Linked DNA regions of Homo sapiens: region 1 is linked to region 2. Evidence: read pairs that join two places in POLR2A ChIA-PET (ENCODE). Cell type or tissue: GM12878. All regions are shown on one strand.

The links. Peaks named below come from ENCODE experiments on the same cell type or tissue, not always from the same donor. Only the 100,000 strongest peaks of a DNase experiment are listed, where the experiment ranks them.
Region 1: POLR2A ChIA-PET joins it to region 2 with 6 read pairs; 2 of 35 experiments call an interaction of 5 or more read pairs at or near these places.

What each region holds. Positions count from the first base shown.
Region 1 is chr20:49,717,213-49,725,212 of GRCh38, forward strand. It overlaps the pseudogene RN7SL197P. Among named protein-coding and RNA genes, the nearest start is that of B4GALT5, 7.3 kb to the left of the region's middle. In GM12878, a CTCF peak has its summit at 5,928 (motif pointing left); no DNase peak of the experiment used is centred here.
Region 2 is chr20:49,889,378-49,897,377 of GRCh38, forward strand. It overlaps SLC9A8 (solute carrier family 9 member A8), which reads left to right. Exons shown (of 16, transcript NM_015266.3): 16 at 1-2,865. Among named protein-coding and RNA genes, the nearest start is that of SPATA2, 22 kb to the right of the region's middle. RefSeq lists enhancers at 1-314, 1,389-1,558, 5,190-5,359. In GM12878, a CTCF peak has its summit at 787 (motif pointing left); DNase peaks (open chromatin) are centred at 4,573 and 4,994; H3K4me3 peaks cover 996 bases; H3K27ac peaks cover 1,549 bases.

The DNA.
Region 1 (8,000 bases), 170 kb before region 2:
GCCACCATGCCCGGCTAATTTTGCATTTTTAGTAGAGACAGGGTTTCACCATGTTGGTCAGACTGGTCTCGAACTCCTGACCTCAGGTAATCTGCCTGCCTCGACCTCCCAAAGTGCTGGGATTACAGGCATGAGCCACCGCCTCCGGCAGTTTATGTTTTTAAATGGAAGAAAAAGAAGTATGTCAGGAGTATCCAGGGATCCCTACCTCAAACTCCTTCCTCCACACTACTTTTTCATCTCCAAGTTAGGTTTCCAACTCACTAAAGCATGTATTCATTATATATTCATTTGACTATTCAGCTCCTCAGACAAACTCACTGTATTCTAATCTCTGCTCAAATGTTACCGTCTCAAAAAGACCTTTCCTCTAAAGTAGCTTTCTTCTCCCCATCCCAGCACTCTCTATCCATAGCCTTCCTCAGCTTGATTTTTCTCCATAGCACTTTTTATCCCCTGACATTCTACTATACATATACGCGTTTACTTGTTCATTTTCTTCTCCCAGATCAGAATGTAAACTTCACGAGAGCAGGGATTTGGTTTCACTCTCTGCTGTATCCTTGCACCTAGCACAGTGCTCAGCAGCCAGTAGGCGCTGAATAATTGTTGAAGGACGACAGGTGTGCAGTGACTGTGTGCTGGGCATGGCAGATGCAAAGATGACTAAGACATTCTTGCAGCCTAGTGACATATGAGCTACAGGAAAGTGACTAACTGAGGGACACTGTCATAAGGGCAGGACTCAGCATGGCTGGCAGTAGGAAAAGGTGTTCTGTGAGATTCTAGATGGTCTTTGAAGGGACATTGAGACAGGTTTGCTCAAGGGGCAGTGAGAAGAGGCCTGCCTGGTTGGAGCAGCTAGTCCTGCCAAGGAAAAGAAAGAGGTGAGGGGTGAGGCTGGAGGAGTGAGGCCTGACCCTGTGGCTCAGCATGGGCCCTGGAATTAGATGGATCTGGCTGCCAGTCTTCCTTCCTCCCTGCCCTCACTCTGTCATCTTGGCAAGTCACTTCACCTCTCGGAACCTCCATTTCCGCATCTGTAAAATGGAGATCAGACAGTTCCTTCTTTCTAGGATTGTGCACAGATTACAAATAGTATCTCTATAAAGGGCCTGATATGTAGGAAGTGCTCAATCCATGGGAGCCATCACTATTCTTAACTTTTTCCTCTGAGCCATAGAGAGCCCTTGAAGGTTTTAGCGCAGGGGAGTGGCCTAAAGAAAGGGAGGTCCTTGGTGAAATCTCAGGAGAGCACAGGTTGGGCCTCTTGTGCTTGTCAACACCCAATTGCAGGCTAGCTGAAATCACACACATAAAGAAAACAATCCGGCAGGGCATGGTGGCTCATGCCTGTAATCCCAGCACTTTGGAAGGCTGAGATGGGCAGGTCACCTGAGGTCAAGAGTTTGAGACCAGCCTGGCCAACATGGTGAAACCCCGTCTCTACTAAAAATACAAAAATTAGCCAGGTGTGGTGGTGGGCACCTGTAATCCCAGCTACTCGGGAGACTGAGACAGGAGAATCACTTGAACCCAGGAGGCGGAGGTTGTAGTGAGCTGAGATCGTGCCACTGGACTCCAGCCTGGGCAATAAAGAACAAAACTCCGTCTCAAGAAAAAAAATAAAAATAAAAAAAGCCGGTGCATCCTTCCCTCTACTTTTCCTTCTATCAAATAACCATCAATGTTGTTCAGAGCAGCCACCCACCAGCTAAGTTCCAGAATGAGGAGGAGATGCTCCCAACTCCATTTTGCCAACAATGACACGTAGCATGAGCAATAAATAAAGCCTCTGAGATATAGGGGCTTTTTTTTTTTGAGACAAGTCTTGCTCTGTTGCCCAGGCTGGAGTGCAGTGGCATGATCTCAACTCATTGCAACCTCTGCCTCCTGGGTTCAAGTGATTCTCCTGCCTCAGCCTCCCAAGTAGCTGGGACTACAGGCGTGCACCACCATGCTCAGCTAATTATTGTATTTTTAGTAGAGACAGGGTTTCACCATCTTGGCCATGCTGGTCTCCAACTCCTGACCTCAAGTGATCTGCCCGCCTCGGCCGCCCAAAGTGCTGGAATTATAGGCATGAGCCACCGCGCCAGGCCAAGGGCTATTTTTAATACAGAAAACCTGGCCTATCCTTACTTATCATAAATATACCGTTCTGCAACTTGCTTTCTCCTGACATTATTTTTATAAGATATTTCCATAATGATACATGTGGCTCAAGTTTATTCATTTTCACTGCTGTGTAATATTTTATCATATAACTTGGCCTCACCTTTTAAAATCCTTTTTCCTAATGATGTCTATTTAAGTTTGTTCCAATTTTTTCCTCATACTGGTCCATAAATCCTTAGCTACAATTCAAATTCCAGGAAACCTAAAAATGGAAGGCTTTTTATAATTTATTTAGCAGCAAGATCTGACCTGATTTGAACTTCTTTAGTGGCAAAACCTGACCTGAATAGACAGAAAGCTATTTATAATCATTATGCCACTTAATGTGAATATTCATATGTTCCACTGAGGAAATATTTAGTGTTTTTTTTTTTGTTTTGTTTTGTTTTGTTTTTTTTTTTTTTTTTGAGACAGGGTCTCCCTCTGTCGCCCAGGCTGGAGTGCAGAGGCGCAATCACAGCTCACTGCAGCATCAACCTCCTGGGCTCAATCGATCCTCCTGCCTCAGCCTCCTGAACAGCTGGTACTACAGGCATGGGCCACCATACCGAGTTTAGATTTTTGCTTACAGGATGAACCAGTCCTCTCAAGGGGTATGATAGGAGATTTCATGAATGCACCATATTGTCTTTCAAAATTCTAAGAATTTCTTTTTTTTTTTCTTTTTTGAGACGGAGTTTCACTCTTTTTGCCCAGGCTGGAGTGCAATGGCCTGATCTCGGCTCACCGCAACCTCCGCCTCCCAGATTCAAGCAATTCTCCTGCCTCAGCCTCCTAAGTAGCTGGGATTACAGGCATGGACCACCATGCCCGGCTAATTTTGCATTTTTAGTAGAGACAGGGTTTCACCATATTGGTCAGGCTGGTCTCTAACTCCCAACCTCAGGTGATCCACCCACCTCGGCCTCCCAAAGTGCTGGGATTACAGGCATGAGCCACCACGCCCGGCCTCAAAATTCTAAGAATTTCTAAAATTCAAAACACGTTTAGCCCCAACGGCTTTGGATAAGGGATGGTGGACAGGCACAAACATGACTGCGATGTATGCGTGTGGCAGAATGTATTTTCCAAAGATGCCCTCAACAATATTTCCTGTCCTCATGCTCTTCTAGAACTTTCTCTAATTCCTCTTCCTGTGAATCTGGGTGGGATTGTGAATCATCTATAACCAATAAAAAGATGAAAATGGCCAGGTATAGTGGCTCATGTCTGTCATCCCAGCACTTTGGGAGGCTGAGGCAGGTGGATCATCTGAGGTCAGGAGTTCAAGACCAACCTGGCTGGCATGGTGAAACCCCATCTCTACTAAAAATACAAAAATTAGCCCAAGCGTGGTGGTGCATGCCTGTAATCCCAGCTACTTAGGAGGCTGAGGTGAGAGAATAGCTTGAACCTGGCAGGTGGAGGTTGCAGTGAGCCGAGATTCTGAGATTGCCCTACTGCACTCCAGCCTGGGAGACAGAGTAAGTGAGACTCTGTCTCAAAAAAAAAAAAAAAAAAAAAAAAAAAAAAGATGGAAATGATGCTGCACAATTTGTGAGGCAATGCAGCTTCTGACTTGATCACTGGGACACTCACCTTTGGAGCCTGGAACCCCTATGCTGTGAAGAAGCCCAGGCCAAGTGGAGAGGCCACATACAGATGCTCTGGTCAGCAGCCCTGGCAGAGGTTCCAGATGACAGCCAGCATCAGCCACCAAGCATGTCAGAGAACAAGGCTTTAGATGTCCCAACTCCCAGCTGTCAAGTCATCCTCACCCTTTAAACCTTCCCATCTAAAGCCCCAGACAAGCTGTCCCACTGTGCCCTTTCCAAAATGATAAAATGGTTATTGTTTTACACAACTAAATTTGGGATAATTTGTTATGCTGCAGCAGTAGTAACTGGAGCAACACGCTTTTTTTTTTTTTTTTTTTTGAGAGGGAGTCTTGCTTTTTTACCCAGGCTGAAGTGCAGTGGTGCAATCTCAGCTCACTGCAACCTTTGCCTCCTGGCTTCAAGTGATTCTCCTGCCTCAGTCTCCCAAGTAGCTGAGATTACAGGTGCACGCCACCACGCCCAGCTAATTTTCGTATTTTTAATAGAGACAGGGTTTCGTCGTGTCGTCCAGGCGGGTCTCGAACTCCTGACCTCAAGTGATTCCCCGCAGCCCCCTGCCTCGGCCTCCCAAAGTGTTGGAATTACAGGCATGAGCCACTGCAACTGGCTCAACACGCGTCTGTATGTAATTTGTGCATGTGGCAAAAATGTCTCCAGGTCACATGGTTTACAAGAGAGGATTTGGTGAACAGGTGAGGTATGCATATCTTCTGCTTTACTATTTTCCAAATTGTTCTCAAAAATGCTTGTAGCAATTTATATTCCTAGCAGCAGTGAAGGAGGGCTTCCTTTATTTCCTGCTTCACCCACCGTTACTGTAATCAGAATTTTCCAGGGTTTGGTCCTTCTGCCACCAATCCCCTCTGAAGAGAGAGAGTAAGGTAAAAGTTAGCAAAGGCCTCCAAGAGCTTTGATTCTGTACAGGACTATGTCTTTGCTGTCAAAAAAAACTGACTTATAGCCAGGCGCGGTAGCATGAGCCTGTAGTCCCACCTACTCGGGGGGCTGAGACAGGAGGATCACTTGAGTCCAAGAGTTCTGTGTTGTAGTGTACTATGTCATTTGGGTGTCTGCACTAAGTTCGGCATCAATACAGCAACCTCCCAGGATGGGGGGACCACCAGGTTGTCTAAGGAGGGATGAACCAGCCCAGGTTGGAAATGGAGCAGGTCAAAACTCCAGTGTTGATTAGTTGTGGGATTGCGCCTGTGAATAGCCACCGCACTCCAGCCTAGGCAACATTATGAGACCCTGCCTCTAAAATAATTAAAAAATTAAAAATAAAATAAAATAACCCGGGCATGGTGGCTCACGCCTGTAATCCCAGCACTTTGGGAGGCCAAGGCGGGCAGATCACCTGAGGCCAGGAGTTCAAGACCAGCTTGGCCAATGTGGTGAAACCCCGTCTCTACGAAAAATACAAAAATTAGCTGGGCGTGGTGGCCGGCGCCTGTAATTCCAGCTACTCAGGAGGCTGAGGCAGAGGTTGCAATGAGCTGAGATCACACCATCACACTCTAGCCTCGGCGACAACAGTGAAACTCTGTTTCAAAAAATAATAATAATAATAAAAATAAAAAATAAAAACTGACTTATATCCCTTCTCTAAATTCTCCTCAGTCTTTCCTATCCTGTAGAGGAAGGCCTAAGGCATGACAAGATTGCTCCTAGTATTGCCTGATATAACTCATTCTCTCATTCAACAGATATTAGTATTTATCAAGTACTGGCCGGGCATGGTGGCTCACACCTGTAATCCCAGCACTTTGGGAGGCCAAGACAGGCAGATCACTTGAGGTCAGGAGTTTGAGACCAGCCTGGCCTACATGGTGAAATCCCATCTCCACTAAAAATACAAAAAAATATATATATATATATAATTAGCCAGGTGTAGCGGCAGGTGCCGGTAATCCCAGGTACTCGGGAGGCTGAGGCATGGGAATCGCTTGAATCTGGAAGGCAGAGGTTGCAGTGAGCCAAGGTCGCCCCACTGCACTCCAGCCTGGGTGATAGAGTGAGACTCTGTCTCAAAAAAAAGAAAAAATAATAATATTTATCAAGTACCAAACTAGATGCCAGACATTTTTCTAGATGCTAAGAGAAAATTATGATGATAATAATGATGATGCCACTGCCATCTAGGGACCAGGTATTTACTGAATTTTTTAGTCACCCAGCATCCATTCACTTGACTTCTGAAACAGCCAGATTTCCTTCTCTCCTTGTTTTCAGTCTATGTGGTTCTCTGAGGTTGTTAACTCCATTTCCATCTCCAGACATGATATGAACTAGCCTGGCCAGTCAGAATATTATATTCCTTTTGCAACAGTGATTGGTTCAGGGCTGAGCAGACCAGCCAGAGCCAATGATGCTAAATGTCCAGCTTTCTTTGTGCCTTTGGAGAGGCCAACTTTCTCTTTCATGCTAGACATAAACATGACAGGTTGTGAGGCCACAGCAATGGCAACTGTTTTATCAACATGTGGAACCTGAGAATGAAATGAGCATATAAACAGACTGATACAAACAGCAAAGAGAAATTGAGTCCTAATGATATAGTTTGACTCTTGAATTCACCTAGTCCTAACCTGCCTTTCTTTCCTTCCCCAGTTTTGCATCTGCTGAGGTTTTTACAAGTGTGTTTTTTTAATTTTAATTGAATCATAGCACACATACAGAAAAATACACATTGTAACAAAAGTATAGTTTGCTAAATTTTTACAAATGGAATTACCCATTTAACCAACATTCACATCAAGAAATAAGGACATGATATGATGTATACATGTACATCACATATGTATAGGTATGTATATGTATATGATATGTGTATGTATATGATGTACATGGTCTCCAATTTATGATAGTTTGACATACCACTTTTTGATTTCATGATGGTGAGAAAGTGATACATATTCAGTAGAAACTGGACTTCAAGAAGGCCGGGCGCAGTGGCTCATGCCTGTAATCCCAGCACTTTTGCAGGCCGAGGCGGGTGGATCACTTGAGGTCAGGAGTTTAAGACCAGCCTGGTCAACATGGTGAAGCCCCATCTCTACTGAAAATACAAAAAATTAGCCAGGCATGGTGGTGCGCACCTGTAATCCTAGCTACTTGGGAGGCTGAGGCAGGAGATTAGCTTGAACCCAGGAGGCGAGGTAGCTATGAGCCGAGACTGCCCCACTGCACTCCAGCCTGGGTGAGAGAACAAGACTTCATCTCACAAAAAAAAAAAAAAAGAAAGAAACTGGACTTCAAGTACCTATACAACCACTCTGTTTTTCAGTTTCAGTACAGTGTTCAATAAATGATATGAGATATTCAACACTTGATTATAAAATAGGCATTGTGTTAATTTTACCCAACTTTAGGCTAATATAAGTGTTCCGAGCACATTTAAGGTGGACTAGGCTAAACTAAGATGTTTGGTAGGTTAGGTGGATTAATGCATTTTCAATTTACGGTATTTTCAGCTCACAATGGGTTTAGCAAGATGTAGCTCCTCTGTATGTTGAGGAGGACCTGTGCTGTTCTGTCTGGCTCCGTTTGCTCACCATGTTTGTGAGATTCATGCATACCGATGAGTGAGATTGTAAAACCATTCATTTTAATTGCTGAATAGTATCCTGTTGTGTGAATACACCATAGTTTACTTTCCAGTCAACTGCTGTCATCTGGCATTTGGATCGTTTCTAGTTAGAGGATACTAGGAATAAAGCTGCTATAAGCTCCCTGGGACAGTGGCTCTCAGGCTTGTGAAATACTCTCTTGATGTAGTGTATTAGTCAGGCATAGCTGGGGGGCTCACATGATATCAGCAGCCTTAGTTTCTCTCAATATCTTAGTTCTGCTTCCCTCTGAGTTGGTTTCATCAGATTCATGTGTTCCTCCTGACCAGCTTATTCTCAGCTGCTCCAGGCTTCCATTCCCCAGCCCAGTCACTTAGCCAAAAAAAAGAAATTTTATAATAAAGTCTCATTGGTCTGGCTTCATTCATATGTTCCTCCCCGAACCGATCCCTGTGATTAAAGGGATGGAGTGTGCTGATTGGACAGAAGTGGTCACATACCCACTCCCCAACCTGCCCCCACCCTGGAGCCAGGAAGCAAGATCAGCTTCCTGTGAACCACAAGGTTGATGTAGGGAGGGGTGGCTCCCCGAGGGGAAATCAAAGTGCAATTATTCAAGTGGAATTGTTGCTGGGCAGGCAAAAACAACAGATAT
Region 2 (8,000 bases):
CAGTGGGCCCACATGGGCCAGCATGGACCCTGGGCTAGAGCAAGCACATCTCCATCTCTTCCACCTCAGGCAGTGTGGCTCCAGATGTCAGGAGGGACTGACCTCAGGACCTTCCAGGTTCCTCTGTGCCAGGAATGAGAGGCCAGGCCCGATCCTACCACCTCGCCTTGACCCTGAAGTCAGAGCAGGCCAGCCAAGCAGGAAGCACACTGTTTACTTTTTGCATGAAAAGTAAATGTGTACTTGATAGAGCTAAAATATGATCTTTTTTAATTTCTCAACCCCATAATTTGAGCCATTGCCTTGCTTAATTTTGGTTTCCACCATTTCCTTTTAGTGGAGAAGAGAGGAAGTCAGAGGGTAGGGACCTTTGCCTGCCCCTGGGCGAGTGCGGGCAGGGATCTGAGACCAGATTGTTCTCGCACCCCTGCCAGAACTCACTCTCCCCTGAAGTTTAGGGTCCCATCTCCCAGATGTAAGTTGTTTTGCAAACTCAGTTTGCCAGGATTTCTTTCTTTCCTAATCTTAAATTCACAGATAAAGCAATGAAAAGAGTCAGATCCCATTTCCGTCTGCCCCCTCGTCACCAGGTGTGATAGCCCCAGCCAGGTCACACCTGGCCTCACACTTTGAGCTGAGACTTGAAAACGATGCTGTGGCGGAAGAGCATGTGGGGCTTGGTGGAGGGGCCCCAGGATTTGTTGGGGGCAAAGGGGGTGGCGGGACCGTTCCCAGGAGGTACCAGCACCTGCCTCGATCTCCTCTGAGCCTCTTCTGCCCCCTGTCGGCCAGGTGAGGTCAGCAGCCTGGGAGAGTGCCCCCAAGAGATGAGGGCACCCCGTGTTCCTTGGCAATCTTGGCTCACCTTGGTAACAAAAGGCCATAGAAGTCTGTTTTTCTGGGTCAGTTTTTTTTGCCTGAGAATAACAAATTGCTGCTGTCTACCTTTAGCACACCCAATAATTCTATTTGGGGCAGTGAATGCATAGAAGATATAAAAATACGCAGCTTAACTATATCTTCCTGCGTGTGTATTTATTTTCTTCTGGGTCTAGGCCATGGTACAGGAGAACTGTGGCGTGTAGGAGGAATACTTCAGGATGAGTGAAGGCTGGAGCCAGGGAGCGCTGGAGGAAACCAGCCCTTTAGCCAGCAGCCCCTCCACCACAGGCACTGCTGTGTGGAACGAGTTCTTGGAATGAATCCCATGCTTTCTGCAGCCTGTAGTTGTTATGACCCCTCGGAACAACCACCCCGTGGCTTGTGTGGGGTCTCGCAGGGAAAAGGGCTGGCTTCTAGGTCCCCGAGATAAGTGTGCAGGGGGATGGGCCAGGGCCAGGCTAAGGGTGGCTCAGTTCCATCATCTGGAGGTCAGACACACTGTCCAGAGGCAGAACTGAAGCCCTCTCGGCCCCTACCCTAAGCCAGCCACCCCTCTTCACAGTGGGTGAGCTGGGCTGGGCTGGCTGGCATGAGGCCAAGGGGTAGGCCTGAGCGCCAGAGTCGCCCAGGTTAGCCCACAGGATTCCTTTGTGTGCCATGGAATGCTGAAAGATGGGTGACTGGGGACCCTTCTTAAAACCTTTGGCAAAGGTGCCATCGGCAGGGCTTGGCCTCATGAAGTCTCAGGTCCGTGTTCCCGCAGGGCGCACATGCTTGGAGAGTCCTCAGCAGGGTAGCCGAGGCCAGGCCACTTCTGCTGAGGATGGGGCAGGCTGGGGTGTGGGTGTGGCCTGGGGTGGCTCAGGGCTGGAACTGCTGCCTGATTCCTGTGTGGGGAGAAGCTCAGTGGCCGTTTGCTGCCACTGACAAGGATTTCACATGCAGAAGAGAAAAGGCCCCCCTCCACCCCCCGCATTCCCTGCCGAGTGAGAGCCAGTGTTTGCTGCCCTTGCTGGGGGCGGGTAGGAAACCCTGAGCTTCCTGATGCGGAGTCATGAAGCAGAGTCCTCGGGAAGGCATCTCCACAGCCCCGGGTCCTCTGTCTAACGCCCTCCATTTCACGCCCTCCATCTCACAGTCAAGATAAAGGCCTCGAGAATAAAGAGCCAGCCCCCTTCCATTTAGTCTCCTGCCGTTTCCCAAACAGTTGTCCAACAGTTAGACATTGAGGGGCTTCACTGTTACCAGGCATGTAACAGAAGGAGGAAGACTAACACACACCCCCTGCCCCATCCCATCCCCCTCTCCCGAGCTATTTTCTTGCTGTGGCCTCTGGTGCCCTTGAGTTGGTCTCCCCGGCTGCTCTGCGGGGGCTTCACTGGCTTCGGAGTGAGCGCGAAGTGCTGGTGAGCAGTGGGCCTGTGATTGGATGGGAAGATGTGCATCCGTGGTCAAAAGTCAGCTGCCAGCCCTGCGGAACCAGAGCCTCAGGCTGGGATGGGGAGGCCTCCCTGCTTCCACCTGCATGGTGGGCATGGCCTGGCTTACACCAAAGGCTTTGACGGTTTCTCCAAGTAAGGATCTGCAAATCTTGAATCGTCCTCAAAATGACGAAGCTTGAATTGTCCTCAAGATGGATGTGAATCTTACATTCCTTTTCATCATTTCCTTTGTAAAAATGACGAGTGCTGGGTTTTTGTTTTAAGAAGCATTATGAAGGCCAGACTTACTCATTTTTCTCCCCCAAGTGAGCTGCAAGAGGCCCCTGTTAGGCCCCTGTTTCCTGAGCAGTGATGTGCTGCTCTTCTTGGTGGGGCTTTGGGCTGGGAGGGGAAGGCGGGTCAGAGATGGGGGACCTGTGGCTGCCATGCAGGAGCCCCTGCGTCATCTCGTTGGACTCTTTAAGGGAGTCAGGAATAGATGTATGAACAGTCGTGTCACTGGATGCCTATTTAGAAATAAAGTGTATGCTGCTGAATTGGAGCCAGTGTCTGTGTTCATGTTCAGGTGGCTTTGCAGATGCACAGGTCACACCTCCTAGACTGGGCTCTGTGGCACACAGCTACCCAGCCCCTGGGCCGGTGGCAGCCATGTCACCAGGAAGTACAGTGCTTAGGAGCAGGGCTGGGTCAGGCTGGCCTGCGTCTGGTTCCTACCTTTGGCCCTCAGTGAGGAGCATGTGAAGCTCAGCCCCCAGCCAGGCTCAGCTTCTCCTCACGATGCTGGGAGCCCTTCCTCCCTGGGTTCGCTGGCTGTTCGCCCAGGCTGCAGGGCCGCCTGACCTCCTGCTCGGGGCTTACAGATCAGTCCCCCACAGGCCTTTGCCTGATGGTGAAATGGGGAAATTCTGTCACTGAACCTGCCCTGCCGCAGGAGCGGGGGCATCCATAGCCTCTGATCAGAAGTGGTGGCATGTGGGGCAAGAAGGGTCGTGAGTTCATCTATACCCCCACGTACTTCCAAAGGCATCCAAGCTGCTGAAGGTAACAGGCACGAACCAAAAATGCATGTGATGTAAAATGAAACCAGTCAGGAGAAGCTGTCCTGGCCCCAGCCAGGGGGCAAGAGCTGAGTTTCCTGGTTCCTTCCCACACTGTGCTTCAGCCCACCCCAGGGGAGACTCCCGAGGCCACAGTGGGCTCCCCGTGGCCCGCTTTTGGTGGAAACCCAGATTCAGAGAAATATTTCTCCACCATAATAAAAACTGCAAGTGTGATGAGAAGTGGTAGCTGACACTTGGCCTCAGTGTCAGGGAGGCACCACGAGAGTGATAAGGACTCTGGCTAACAGCAGAATTTTCCAGGCCAGCCCTGCCTGCGAGGGCGGCTGGGAAGTGGAGCTGCGCTGTGCTGAGCAGAGTGTCAGCTGGGACGGAACGGAGTGCTGGCAGCAAAGGTGGGGGGTGGTCCTGAGTGGGCACCTCGTTCCCACGGAACAGGGTATGTTTCATTTGTATTTCAACCTTCTCAACTCCTAAAAAAAGCTCTCAGGGTAGAGGGGAGCAATCGAGGCAAGAAATATTTTCCTTAGAGGCTAGAAAGCTGGCGGGGGGTTGGAGGGTCACACACAAAGTTGAGGGTCCTGTAACCCCCGCTTATTATTCCACAGGGCACTAGGGGAATGAAGCTGGCCTGGAGCGGGGCCCCACTGCCTCTTGGAGGCAACCCCCCCACCCCAAGCAAGGGACAACACAGCCCTCTGGCTCTAGCCAGAGAAGATGTGAGACATGAAGGGCAGTGGGGGTCAGGGGCCAGGGGCCAGTACAGTCATCTCAAGGCCCTGGGTGACAGTAAGTGCCCCGTAAATGAGGGTCCTCTTTGTGAATATTTATGGACCTGCAGGAGAGCAGGCAGGCATCAGCCACACTCCCCCTGCCTGGGGAGGCCGCCTGGCAGACCTGGGGGGTCTTAGCATCAGTTGGGACCAGTCTGGTGCTGGGGACAGAAGGAACCTCTGCGCATACAGGCAGCTGCCAGCTAATACCCTGATGTAAATGGGGAAGAAAATAAGTCTTTGCTTACAGAAAAAAAAGGGCACAAAAATGTAGTTGGTTCATTTTGTGGCGAAGATGAGCCATACGCTCCTATCTGCTGGTGGGAGGGCAGCTGGCTCACACTCTCCAGAGGACACTGTGGTGACAGCTCTCCAAAGCCTGAAAACGGCCCAGCAGTTCCACTCATGGGGCAAAAGGAAAGTGCATGAAAACCGCACTCCAAGAATGGTCATCCCGGCAATATCTGAATGAGGATAAATGGAAAACAACTTCCTTGTCCATGAATGAGGGACTGGTGAGATAAATGATGATAGAATATTTACCAACAGCTCAAGATTCTAAGGATGTGGAAAAATGTTTAGAATGTTATCAGACCAGCATTTTACCACCTTTAGGGAGAGAGAAACATTTCACCCTCTCCTTAAATGCTGTTTGAGATTTTAAAATGACTAAAAACGAAAGTAGAAATTTTAGTACATCCTTTTATACAAATACACATACTGGCACTCCAGCGCGCACCCATTCATCCCTAATATGGAAGACCTGGTGGTTCCTTTCAACCACCACTTCTTCCCCGAGCCCTGTTGTCTTTGCTAAGAGAACCCATGTGGTTCGTGTAATGGGTGACTGTATGCTTCAAGGGGAAACAGAGCCAGTTCTCGGTTCAGGTTGTTCCTGGTCATTCCCTCTACTTGTCTGAGATTGGCTGAGGAATGGGTCTGTGACCTTATTTGGCAGGAGAATGAAGCGATTAAAAAAAACAAAACAAAACAAAACAAAACAAAAAAAAACGAAGTCTCGCTCTGTCGCCCAGGCTGGAGTGCAGTGGCACCATCTCAGCTCACGGCCACTGCAATCTTCGCCTCGTGGGTTCAAGCGATTCTCCTGTCTCAGCCTCCTGAGTAGCTGGGATTACAGGTGCCCGTCACCATGCCCAGCTAATTTTTGTATTTTTAGTAGTGATGGGGTTTTGCCCTGTTGGCCAGGCTGGTCTCGAACTCCTGACCCCAGGTGATCCGCCCACCTCGGCCTCCCAAAGTGCTGGGATTACAGGTGTGAGCCACCGCGCCTGGCCTGAAGCAATCTTTTGAGGAATTTCTAAAACTTTCCTTACTCTCAAAAAGACACTCAAGGAAGGGACATGTTCTCTTCCCATTGTCTGACCTTTGCCTCCCATTACTTGAGGATGTAATGCCTCCACCTGCTGCAGCCATTTGGAGACCAGGAGGGAACACCTTGCCACCATGCTGAGGATGGCAGAGCAGAAAGACAGAAGGCTTGTATGTTGTCAAGGACACTGCTGGAGCAGTTAATTAACCAGTCCTGGAACTGACCTCCCTCTGGATCTCATGACATGGGGCAATACATGTTCTGTATCTGCCATTTCTGGTTGGGTATTTTGTTACAACAGAAATAATGCTGTTATAACTTCATGAACTGAGAAAAGCAGATTTCAGAACCATATCAATAGATGTGGCTCTATAAATTAAATTAGCAGTATGTGTATACAGGAAAAAAATCTTAAAGGATAGACATAGAGTTTTAACTTAACTTTGGTTCTCTCCAAGTGGAAGGATTATAGGTAAATTTTTTTTTTTTTTTGAGATGGAGTTTTGCTCTTGTTGCCCAGGCTAGAGTGCAGTGGCACGATCTTCGCTCACTGCAACCTCCATCTCCCAGGTTCAAGAGATTCTCCTGCCTCAGCCTCCCAAGTAGCTGGGACTACAGGCCCCTGCCACCACGCCTGGCTAATTTTGTATTTTCAGTAGAGACGGGGTTTCACCATGTTGTTCAGGCTGGTCTTAAACTCCTGACCTCAAGTGATCCACCTACCTCAGCCTCCTAAAGTGCTGGGATTATAAGCATGAGCCACCGCATCTGGCCGATTATAGGTAACTTTTAAAATCTTGCTGTTTGCATATACTTTCTATTTCTCTCATAAAGAATATTTATTAAGTCAATAATAAGGAACACACATGTTCTTTGACCAGAACTAGAGGAGCAGTGCATTAGATGGAGTGACTTGAAGGCCCCTAGGGAAACAGGTGAGGGTCCAAACTGATGCAGTCACCACGGAGAGGCCTGTGGCCCTTCCACCCACGATTCCTCTTCTAGCCCTGGGGCAAAGATTGGCAAATTACTGCCTGTGGCCCAAATCCAGCCCGCCTCCTGTGTCTGTACTACCTAAGAGCTAAAAATGGTTTTAACATTTTTTAAAGGTTGGGGAAAAAAACAGAAGAGTAAGGCCAGGTGTGGTGGCTCACACCTGTAATCCCAACACTTTGGAAGGCCAAGGTGGGAAGACTGCTTGAGCCCAGGAGTTTGAGACCAGCCTGGGCAACATAGGGAGACCCTGTCTCTCTATATATAATTAAAAAAAACTAGCCAGCATGTTGGTGTACACCTGTGGTCCCAGTTACTCAGAAGGCTGAACCCAGGAGGTCAAGGCTAAAGTGAGCTGTGATCGTGCCACTGCACTGTAGCCTGGGTGATAGAATGAGACCCTGTCTCAAGAAAAAAAAATCACAGATTCACAAGAAGTTGCAAAAAAGATAGTACAGAAAGGTCCCATGTACCCTTCCCCCCGTTACCCTCAGTGGTAACATCTTGCACAACTACAGAATAGTTTCACAACCAAGAAACTGGCATTGCCACAGTCCACAGATCTTGTTCCAACTTCATTAGTTTTACAGGCACTCGTGTGTGTGTGTGTTTAGTTCTACGCAATTTTATATCGTGTAGATTCGCATAACCACCATCACAGGGAAGTTGCCTTTTATAGAAGTATTCCAGCTGCCAAACAAAGAAGAAATCATTGAATTGGAATATCTCTATTTTGTAACTTCCAGTGAAATAATGGATCTAAGTGGGAAGTAACAGCCTTAATAGCTGCTAATTCCCCAAAGGGAGAGAACTCGACATAATATGCCTCCTGATGAGAGAATACGCATCAAGTATTCTTACCACAGAGATCAGACCCAAATCCAAGCAAACCCCAACAGCCAGCTACCATGCAATACATGCACACATTCAACACCCTTTCACGATCAAAACACTCAACCACCTAGGAATAGAGGGAAACTACTGCAACACAATACAGGCCATCTAGGATAACAGCTGACAGCATACTCAATGGTGAATGACTGGAAGCTTATCCTCTAAGATCAGGAACAAGGCAAGGATACCTACATTCACCACTTCAATTCGACGTAGTACTGGAAGTTCTAGCCAGAGCAATTAAGCAAGAAAACCAAAGAAAAGATACCCTGGTTGGTAAGAAAGAAGCTAAAATTATCTCATGGATGACATGATCTTATATGTAGATAACCCTGAAGATTCCACAAGAAAAAAACTGTTCAAACTAATAAATAAATTCAGCAAAGTTGCAGGATACAAAGTCAACACACAAAAGTCAGCTGCATTTCCATAAACAGTGGACAATCAGAAAAGGAAATTAAGAAAAAAATCCCATTTATAATAGCATCAAAAAGAATTAAATAGGAATAAATTTAACCAAGCAGCAAGAAAGACTTGTACACTGAACACTATAAAACATGCTGAAAGAAATTTTAAAAGACACAAATAGGGCCAGGCATGGTGTCTGACGCCTGTAATCCCAGCACTT